Linked DNA regions of Homo sapiens: region 1 is linked to region 2. The links are chromatin contacts, found by Hi-C or POLR2A ChIA-PET in ENCODE. All regions are on one chromosome and are shown on one strand. Each heading gives the region's core, a stretch centred on a gene start or an enhancer-like site at or near the end of the contact. The rest is flanking DNA. Distances are from core to core; before and after follow the strand shown.

Region 1 (4,771 bases), core at 2,092-4,591, 110 kb before region 2:
ACTTCCTTTGGCCCCCCAGCTGACCCAGGACTGACAGAGAGGAGAGAAAGCGACTGCCACGCAAGAGAGGCTGTGGGGATCACAGCAGTGAACACAGCCTCTTGCGCCCTTTTCTGACATCCTCCTTTGCCTGCCTGCTTTCCTCTCTTCCATCTGATGCCCTGTGCGTGTTCCTGGTATGTTTTTGATTGCCAGTCTTCCCCCTGGACATTCTCAGCTCAAGCACAGGTGTCCCCAGCATGGGTGGAGGGCTTCCTGTGGTCCTGGCCAGTCCACAGCTAGCCTGACCTACCAGCTGAGTGGCACCAAGGCCTCAGGCCAATACGGAAGTCCCCACAAGGTGTCACCAGCCCAGTAGATACTGACCCGACTCAGAAGCTGCTATGCTCTCCACCACCCCAAGAAGGCATCTATTGGCCTGGGCCCACATCCCTACAGGTGGGGAGGGGCTCAGCCACCACAAGACACCTTCCCAGCCCCACTCTGGGTCCTCAGAGGTCCTGGCCACCCCCACCTCTTCCAACTGTGACTGCTGCCCCTTGCTGAGAGCTCGTCTAAGACCTGGGCTTCCATGGTCCCCGCCTGTGCTTCCAGCAGACATCACCAATCAATCCTGCCACTGTCCCACTGAGCAACAGGCAGCCTCGATGCTTTGCCTCTGAGCTGCAGGCTTCTGTGAGACTGGAGGTAACCATTGCTGGATGCAAGGAGACCCAGGGGAGGACCTGGCCAAGGTGCCACAGTGAGGCAGTGGGAGAGCCAGCCTTGGTGCCGTTCTTCCCAACAGCAGGCCACCAGCCACGGGGAGAGGGAGGCCTGGCTCATCCCCCAGTAACCCACAGCCCTCTGAATACTAAGGGAGGACTCAAATAGTCCTCCCCACAGCAAGTAAGTGGTGATGGCGGAGGTGGGGTGGCTTCAGGATTTGGGTTTAATCCCAAGCACGAGGGCGGGCAGGGAAAGGATTTGGTTTCATTCCTTCAGATGCCCAAGCCTTGGCCAGAGCCCCAGGGTGCAGGAGTGAGGGCGCGTGGCCACCCAGCCTGTACCAACAAAGCCTGCCTTTATTAAATAGAGATCGCGTTACATTCCATCCAAAGAAGGAAATCCGGACGTGGTGAGGGATGCGTCCAGGTGGGAGCTCCGAACGCTGGTCCTGAGTGGGCTCTGATGGGTGGGAGGGCCCAGGTCCTGCCTGCCCACCCAGGCCCCACATGCCAGGGCGCGTGTCTGCATGGCCACCCACAGCTGAAAACAGGCGTGGGTGATCTGAAGCCCTGTCTGTGTTCTACTGTGGCAGAAAGTGCCCCAGTCCTTCCAGCGGTTTTGGGAGCAGGGCCTCCAGGAGCACAGGGCTGAGACGGGGTGGGAGGGAAGGTGACAAGGGAGGCCTTTATGAAGGGGGAGGGAGGAAGGGGGAAAGGAAGGGAGGAAGCGGGGGAGGGGTCTTGACTCATCTTAACAAGGCTTTGGGGCAATTCTGTGCTATGGAGGCCCTGCCAGCCCCTCCTAGTAGTCCAATAGGGAGGCCACCGGGAACAAGGCACAGGATGGCCACAAGGGGGTGCTGCTGGCCCAGGGCTTGGCAGCTGGGGTGGAGGGTACCCTGGAGATCCAGCCACCCAGAACAGTCCCTTTCTGAAGACAAGCCAGCAACAAGGCACCTGCAGGCAGTTCTGGGGACTGGGGAGGGGGCGCTGGCTGCCTCAGGTGTCCCCTCCCAAGGGCTGAGGCCCCCCGAGTATGGATCCGAGCTCCCTGGTCTTTGGTGCTTTCTTGAAATCCTCCTGGTGGTGGCAGAACCCAGTGGGGAAGAGAGGGGGGTCTTGCCGTGAAGTCCAGGCCCGTCTGTCCCAGGATGGACGTGTGGTGCTGGCTCAGTGCTGCCTCCATGGCCTGTCTGTCCATCCATTCTGCCTCTGGCTCAGGGCTGGCTCCAGGCCCCCGTCTCCCTGTGTGTCGGCTTGTTCTGGGGTGGGTGTTTGCTCTGTCTCAGAGCTCCCCTTCAGGCCTGGGCCGCGCCCTAAGCCTCCTGGGGGAAGAAGCCGAGCTTGGCCAGTGACATCTCCTTCCGCAACCTCATGATCTCCCAGAACATGGGCTCTGCTGCAGGCAGAGAGAGGGTGAACAGGTCGGGGACAGCTCAGGGTCACCTCGGGCAGATGGCCAGGTCCCCTCCTGTGGCTTTGGACAGAGCAGCTGGCACAGCACCCTAGGGTCCCCGGCCCCCAAAACAGATGACCTCAGTGAGTGGCTGGACCTCTCTGAGGCTCCACTCTTGAGCCTTGGAAACTGCTGAGTGCCGACCACACCCGAGGGATCTGTTTGCACTACACTGACGGCCACCCCCACAGCCCGACGCAGACAAGCAGGTACACGCTGTCACATGCCACAGCGGTGGTCCAGACCTGGGAACTACATTAGACAAGGCACAGATGCCTCCCTGGGGTCTCACAAGGACCCTGCGCAGTGAGGCGGGGACCACAGCGGCCATCCAGGGACCTAGCAGGTGTCAACACCCAGCATGCCTTGGCCTTGGCCTCCAAGAGGACTTGACCCCCAGGATGGAGAGGAGATAGCTCCTTACTCAGAGGGTCGGGCCAGACTGGTTCAGGAGAAGACTCAGCAGCGAGCAAAGGTTGGTGGAGGAGCGGGGAGCCAGGCCTTGCAGAATGGGCTGTGGGGGGAGGGGGTGGAGGGAGGCCCTGTCCAGCATGGAGTGGAGTGGGAGCAAAGGCTGGAGGTGGGTGACCCTGTGTTCAGGTGACCAGGAGGAGGGGCCACCACCTCCAGGGCCAGGGAGAGATTCACAGGGGTGGCCCCCTTGTGCGGGGCCGGGAGAGGTTTGGGGACAGGAGAAAGACCAGCCGGACGGACTCAGGTACAGAGCTCAGCACCCAGGAAGTTTGTGAACGCTTTACTAAACCACAACCCTCCCCGCTCCCCAGCCTCCTAGCTGAGTCTTGCCTCCACTAGGGGCAGGTGGGCCCAGAGGGCACTTCCCCATCCAGCCCCACTCCCGTGTGCGATCCCTGCACCGGCCACCAGGGGGCGCTCACCGTCCTGCCGCACCAGGCCTTGCTGGATGTAGCGGATGTAGGTGAAGAAGTTGCACACTGCGGTGATCTGTGGGCAGAGGTGGGGACGGTGTGACCTGCCAGCCCCACGCTGGGGGTCCCCTGACAGGCGGATCTGAGTCCAGAGCAGGAGGCCCCAGGTCCCTGCAGAGCCAGGCAGTGCTCCCTGACTCAGCTGGGACTGGGCTTTCAAGTAGTAATCAACAACAGCATGACTAGCCCTGCTGTAATAGCAGCAGCAGCAGCAGCAGCCATTTCATCAAGCGCCTGCAGCGAACGGAGCAGACGCGCTTATTATTCCATCTTACATGGGGGAAAGCGGAGCCACCCGGGGAAAGCCGCTGACATCCATCACGGAGATGGCGGAGCTAATGAACCAGCATGCAGCAGAGCTGTGAGATGAACCGGGCAGGCTGTCCCGGAGTCTACACTCGCCCTCTCACAGGCCGGCTTGCTCCAGATGCTGGAGTTTTGGGCCAGCCAGGCCTCAGTCCAGTGCTACTGATAACACTGGGAAAGGAAAGGGGGTCAGAAGCCGCTCACCTGGGCTGCCCGGGGCCCCTGGGGCCTCAGGCCTGCTCCATGCCAGGCCCCGGGGACCCTGTGTTGGCTCAGACACTGCTATGAGGACTCACACCACGGAGAGGGTACTGTTGGTGCCTGGCCCAGGGCCCCTTCCCAGGCCCGGGCCCCATCTCCCAGCTGCTGAGAGTGGGGGCACTAATGGCTCAGAGGTGCCCCCCTCTGTACTCACTCCTCCTGTAGACCTCAGCCGATGACTGACTTGTGTGGAGATAGAAAGGACAGTCCCCTTGCCTCAGGGTGGAATCAACTCTGCTAAGAGCCCGGTGGATGGGGCTGAAGCTGGGCTGTAGCTAAGGCCACATCCTGGCTGGACTCCCCCGTCCCTTCCCTCATTCTCCTGGGAGCTGCACACAATCTCCAGGTGAGGCTCTGCCTCTTCGGAACCCAGCCTAAGACAGGGTGGAAGGTAGCCGGCGGCTGTGCCCGCCCGCAACAGCCCCTACTGAATGTCCAACACTCCTGGGGAGGGACATCAAGTGAGAGGGGCACCCGCAGGCTGGGGAGTGGAGAAGCTTCGGGGAGGGGCGGGACGGTGGTGGCCTGGCAAAGATAGGGAGGTGCGAGAGAGCGGGGCGAGGTCGGGGGACCAGCCCGTCGTGGCAGGGACACCGCTGCACAGGGAGGGTTGAGGAGAGGCTGCGGCAGGAGGGTGGGGCAGGGCAGAGCTCAGGACAGGAGCAGGGACAGTGGATGCCCACAGAGGCTCATGAGCAGGGAGTAGCAGGGAGGGGGCTTTCCCTCTCCAGGGAGTGTGCTAGGGAGAAAACACTTCTCCCTGTGGACCCCACATGTCTTGGTCTTTCAGGGCAGGGACCACATCCTAAAACTTCAGACCCTCCTCACCTCATCTCCCACCCCCAGCTTCATCCAGTGCAGCAGGACACCCAGGCCAGGGACTTAAAGTGCTAGAGGTGACATTGTTGAGCACGGGAACATCTTTTGTGGGGCCTGCTGTTGAGCCATGGTTGGGCCTGGAAAGCGGTGATGGAGATAAGTGGCCACTGAACAAGGCTCAGTGGGCACAAATCCACAGGGTAGGGGCTGCAGTGGACTCAGAGCCAGGATCCCAGGTCTCGGTGTGTGGCCCTGAACACACCCCTTTCCTCTGC
Region 2 (4,547 bases), core at 973-3,472:
TGAGATTACAGGCGTGAGCCACCATGCTTGGCCAACGCTCCATGTAAATGTGTATACACTTTATGCAGACAGGAAAGATTTCCTGCTTCCATGAGCATCCCCGCGAGTAACCAGATGAGAGGGATAACAATCCAAGAGATTTTCCAGAGTGCTCCCTGGACCTCCAGATTCCGGCATTTTCGATGCCCCTCAGGACTTCCATATTCGCTGTTCTCTCTGCCCGGATGCTCTTCCCTTAATCTCTCCTGGGCTGGCCTCTTCTCAGAATGGAGGGCTCAGCTGGAGAGTCAGCTCCTAGCAGCCTTCCCTGACCCCTCCGCAAAGGAGTTCATCTCCCCAAGACTCAGTCCCTCTCTATGCCATTACTGGTTTTGCTTTCTTGTAGTTAACACTATTTCCGTGGAATATACTGACCCTTTCCAGCCTCCACTGACTATAGTGTGAACTTTCTGAGAGTCATTGGGCCTTACTGTCATCATCACTGCCGTATCCCAGTACCTAGAAGGGTGTCTGGCACCTGGGGATGTTCAGTCATTATCTATTGGATGGGTGGATGGTACTTGGGTTTGGATGGAGTGAGGAAGAAGATGACTTGGAGAGACAAGTTGAGCCAAGAGGACGAGTTGGCCTTTTCTTTCTTCAGCTTTCCTCTTCACATATGCCCCTGAGGGGAGATCGCTGGAGAAAGAGGCAGCCCACTGTCCCTGTCCCTGGAAACACCTTCACCAACAATGGGCTGATATTCTCCCTACGCTGGGCCAGGCAGATGGAGTCTCCTTCAGCCGAGATGTTTCTGGGGCAGAAGATGCACCTCTGCCACCATCCTTTACTTAAACCGGAAGACTCCCAGCCCCTGTGAACAAGTCCGTCGGAAGTTCTCTGTCTGCATGGGGCTAGAACCCAGGGAACCCCAGGCTGGAAAAAGTGGGTGGGCCCACATGGCTTGCAGAACTTTAAAAGTAAGTGACACAGGTGGGAACAGGCTGAAGGAGCTAGGTTTCTGTTTTTTTTGTTTTGTTTTGTTTTGTTTGAGATAGTCTCGCTCTTGTCATACAGGCTGGAGTGCAGTGGCGCGATCTTGGCTCACTGCAACCTCTGCTTCCCGGGATCAAGCAATTCTCTTGCCTCAGCCTCCCAAGTAGCTGGGATTACATGTGCCTGCCACCCTACCCAGCTAATTTTTTGTATTTTTAGTAGAGATGGGGTTTCACCATGTTGGCCAGGGTGGTCTCGAACTCCTGACCTCAGGTGATCCACCTGCCTCGGCCTCCCAAAGTGCTGGGATTACAGGCGCGAGCCACTGCGCCTCGCCTTCTTTTTTTTTTTTTTGGATGGAGTCTTGCTCTTGTCGCCCAGGCTGGAGTGCAGTGGAGCAATTTCGGCTCACTGCAACCTCCACCTTCCGGGTTCAAGCTATTCTCCTGCCTCAGCCTCCTGCGTAGCTGTGATTACAGGTGCCTGCCACCACGCCCAGCTAATTTTTGTATTTTTAGTAGAGACGGGGTTTCACCATGTTGGCCAGGCTGGTCTCGAACTCCTGACCTCAGGTGATCCACCCTCCTCAGCCTCCCAAAGTGCTGGGATTACAGGTGTGAGCCACCGTGACCTGCCAGGGTACAAATTTTCTTTTTTTTTTTTTTTTAGACGGAGTCTCGCTCTGTCGCCCAGGCTGGAGTGCAGTGGCACGATCTCGGCTCACTGCAACCTCTGCCCCTCCAGGTTTAAGCAATTCTCTGCCTCAGCCTCTGGAGTAGCTGGGATTACAGGCATGCGCCACCACGCCTGGATAATTTTTTTGTATTTTTAGTAGAGACGGGGTTTCACCATCTTGGCCAGGCTGGTCTTGAACTCCTGACCTCGTGATCCACCCGCCTTGGCCTCCCAAAGTGCTGGGATTACAGGCGTGTGCCACTGCGCCTGGCCATGGATACATATTTTCTAACTCATTCTCCTGGTTTCAGCGTTTTGTGTTTTTGGGTGTTAGGCTTGCTAGAATTGTAACCTTTGCCTTCCTGGAACAGAAAGCTCCAACTTTGTGTGTAATTTTACTGAAGTGGACCCACTCCTCAGAAAACAAAAAGAGAAAAACCCCAGGGGAATTAGGATACACACATATTGCAAAAGCCTCTGTGGTCAAGTGTGCGGGATTTCCAGAGGAAATGAAAGTCAGGACCAGCAAGAATATCAGACCAGCTGGCCAGAGCCCACCTCCATGGCTAGTCTTGCCCTGCAGCCAAGAACAAGCTTACTTCCTCTGAGTCAGCTCATAAGCCCTCCTTGGACCACAACCCTGGGCTGCATGTCAGTGCCACTGCCATGGTGGGTCCCCTGAGAGTCTAGGAGGCCTTAGAAAGATTCCGAGGCCTGGCCATGCATGGATTTTGCTCTTAAAAAATGTCTCTCAGCTGGGCGCAGTGGCTCACACCTGTAATCCCAGCACTTTGGGAGGCCAAGGCAGGCAGATCACAAGGCCAGGAGATCGAGACCAGCCTGGCGAACGTGGTGAAACCCTATCTCTACTAAAAATACAAAAATTAGCTGGGCATGGTGGTAGCATGTGCCTGTAGTCCCAGCCACTCGGGAGGTTGAGGCAGGAGAATCGCTTGAACCTGGGAAGCGGAGGTTACAGTGAGCCGAGATCGTGCCACTGCACTCCAGCCTGGCAACAGAGCGAGACTCCGTCTCAAAACAAACAAACAAAAAAATGTCTCTCTCCTCTCTTTCAAATGAGCAGCTGCCCGAGAACCCACAGGAATGGATGGAAGGATAGAAAAAGGCAGAAAAGACACCCGCGGGACACTTTGGAAGCCAGTGCCATCTCTCTGTTCTCTAACAGTGCTAAGAAAGGATGGGCCTGTGGGTAATCATTCTGATCAAAAGCCAAGGCAGCAGCTGGACTGTGCCTCCAAACTGTTCTGGAGGAAGAAAATATGCAAAGAAAGATGTTATTCAGGGCTGCAAGCAGCCTCCCTCTTCTGCTCAATCTCCCTCTTTCTCTCTGAAATTCTTCCCACCCACGGGTGCCAGCTTTTTCTGTCCCATGATGTCGGGGGTTGGGACGGGGGATGGGAGAACTGACTGCCTGACTCCACCTGACCAGCTGCCTGCAATCTGTAGGTCGTGGAGTATAGGAGATCCAGACTGTTCCCCAGACACCAACTGCCAGCCTTTAAGTGTCCTCCATTTGCTACCACCCAGGGGACCAAGGGTTTTTCTCTCCCACAAACCATATAATTGGACTCACAGCCTTTTTCTTTTAGGAGAGCTTACTGAGGGGTTGATAGGAAGGGCACTGACAAGATGGGGGGCTACCAGCTTCCCCAGGGGAAGTGACTCCTAGGCCAAGACTTTACAGCGTGAATTTGTGTTTCTCTGACTTGGACAGTTGGTTAAGATTAAAAAGGAGAAGCCATTTTTCAGCGTGTGGATGGCCACCTCCCCAGAAGAGTTTCTCTTCTGGGAATAAAATAGGAACCAAGGGGCTTGATGCAGTGGCTCACGCCTGTAATCCCAGCACTTTGGGAGGCTGAGGCAGGTGGATCACCTGAGGTCAGGAGTTCAAGGCAAGCCTGGCCAATATGGTGAAACCCCGTCTCTACTAAAAATACAAAAAATTGGCCGGGCACAGTGGCTCACGCCTGTAATGCCAGCCCTTCGGAAGGCCGAGGCGGGTGGTTCACGAGGTCAGGAGATCGAGACCATCCTGGCTAACATGGTGAAGCCCCGTCTCTATTAAAAACACAAAAAATTAGCTGGGCATGGTGGTGGGCGCCTATAGTCCCAGTTACTTGGGAGGCTGAGGCAGAGGAATGGTGTGAACCCGGGAGGCGGAGCTTGCAGTGAGCAGAGATCTCACCACTGCACTCCAACCTGGGCAACAAAGCAAGACTGGGTCTCAAAAAAAAAAAAAATTAGGCGGCTGTGATGGCACGCACCCATAGTCCCAGCTACTTGGGAGGCTGAGGCAGGAGAACTGCTTGAACCCGGGAGATGGAGGTTGCAGTGAGTCGAGATCGTGCCACTGCTCTCCAGCCTGGGCGACGAGCGAGACTTCGTCTCCAAAGAAAAAGGAACCAAGGTCATACCAATGTTCAAAGTTCAGATAAGGCTGAATGTGGTGCTTATGCCTATACTCCCAGCTGCTTGGGAGGCTGAGGTAAAGGGATCGCTTGATCCCGGGAGACTGAGTCTACAGTGAGCTGCAATCATGCCACTGCCCTCCAGCTTGGGCAACAGAATGAGACCCAGTCTCAAAAAAAAAAAAAATTTAGATAAGATATTTTGACTGAAAATCTATCATGAACCCCAAATATTCTGCCCAGGCCAATGTAGTCCAGGGAGAAGAGTGTTTTGCTTTATTAAATTTGTTTCTCTAAAGAGTTGGACCTGTGTTCATTTGCCTCTTTCTCCAATGCCTTAGAAATTAATGGTGTAGATCAATGAGGTACAACTTAGAGTCTAGAAATAAACCTATACACGTAAGGTCAATTAACTTTCAAAAAGGGTGCCACAGGCCAGGCACGGTGACTCACGCCTGTCATCCCAGC

Evidence for each region. A loop is a pair of places that touch in the nucleus more often than their neighbours do. ChIA-PET counts read pairs that join two places held with the same protein, here RNA polymerase II (POLR2A). Pooled maps may share reads with other maps.
Region 1: a loop to region 2 is called in a map of endothelial cell of hepatic sinusoid, with 5 times the contacts of the local background. The contact joins two enhancer-like sites. A Hi-C loop is called at or near these places in 1 of 168 maps with a recorded cell type or tissue (endothelial cell of hepatic sinusoid) and 2 of 50 pooled maps. POLR2A ChIA-PET finds 5 or more read pairs at or near these places in 5 of 52 experiments (WTC11, activated CD4-positive, alpha-beta T cell, activated CD8-positive, alpha-beta memory T cell and 1 more).

The regions. Positions count from the first base shown.
Region 1 is chr11:61,896,255-61,901,025 of GRCh38, forward strand. It overlaps RAB3IL1 (RAB3A interacting protein like 1), which reads right to left. Exons shown (of 10, transcript NM_013401.4): 9 at 3,060-3,126; 10 at 1,047-2,106. The coding sequence ends at 2,024. Among named protein-coding and RNA genes, the nearest start is that of FADS3, 7.1 kb to the left of the region's middle. RefSeq lists a silencer at 2,765-2,814 and enhancers at 3,165-3,214, 3,182-4,153, 3,265-3,334. Within about 2 kb of position 3,342, at least 10 of the 41 ENCODE cell types and tissues checked have a DNase peak (open chromatin) inside an H3K27ac peak, as active enhancers do.
Region 2 is chr11:62,002,514-62,007,060 of GRCh38, forward strand. No RefSeq gene overlaps it. Among named protein-coding and RNA genes, the nearest start is that of FTH1, 37 kb to the left of the region's middle. Within about 2 kb of position 2,223, at least 11 of the 41 ENCODE cell types and tissues checked have a DNase peak (open chromatin) inside an H3K27ac peak, as active enhancers do.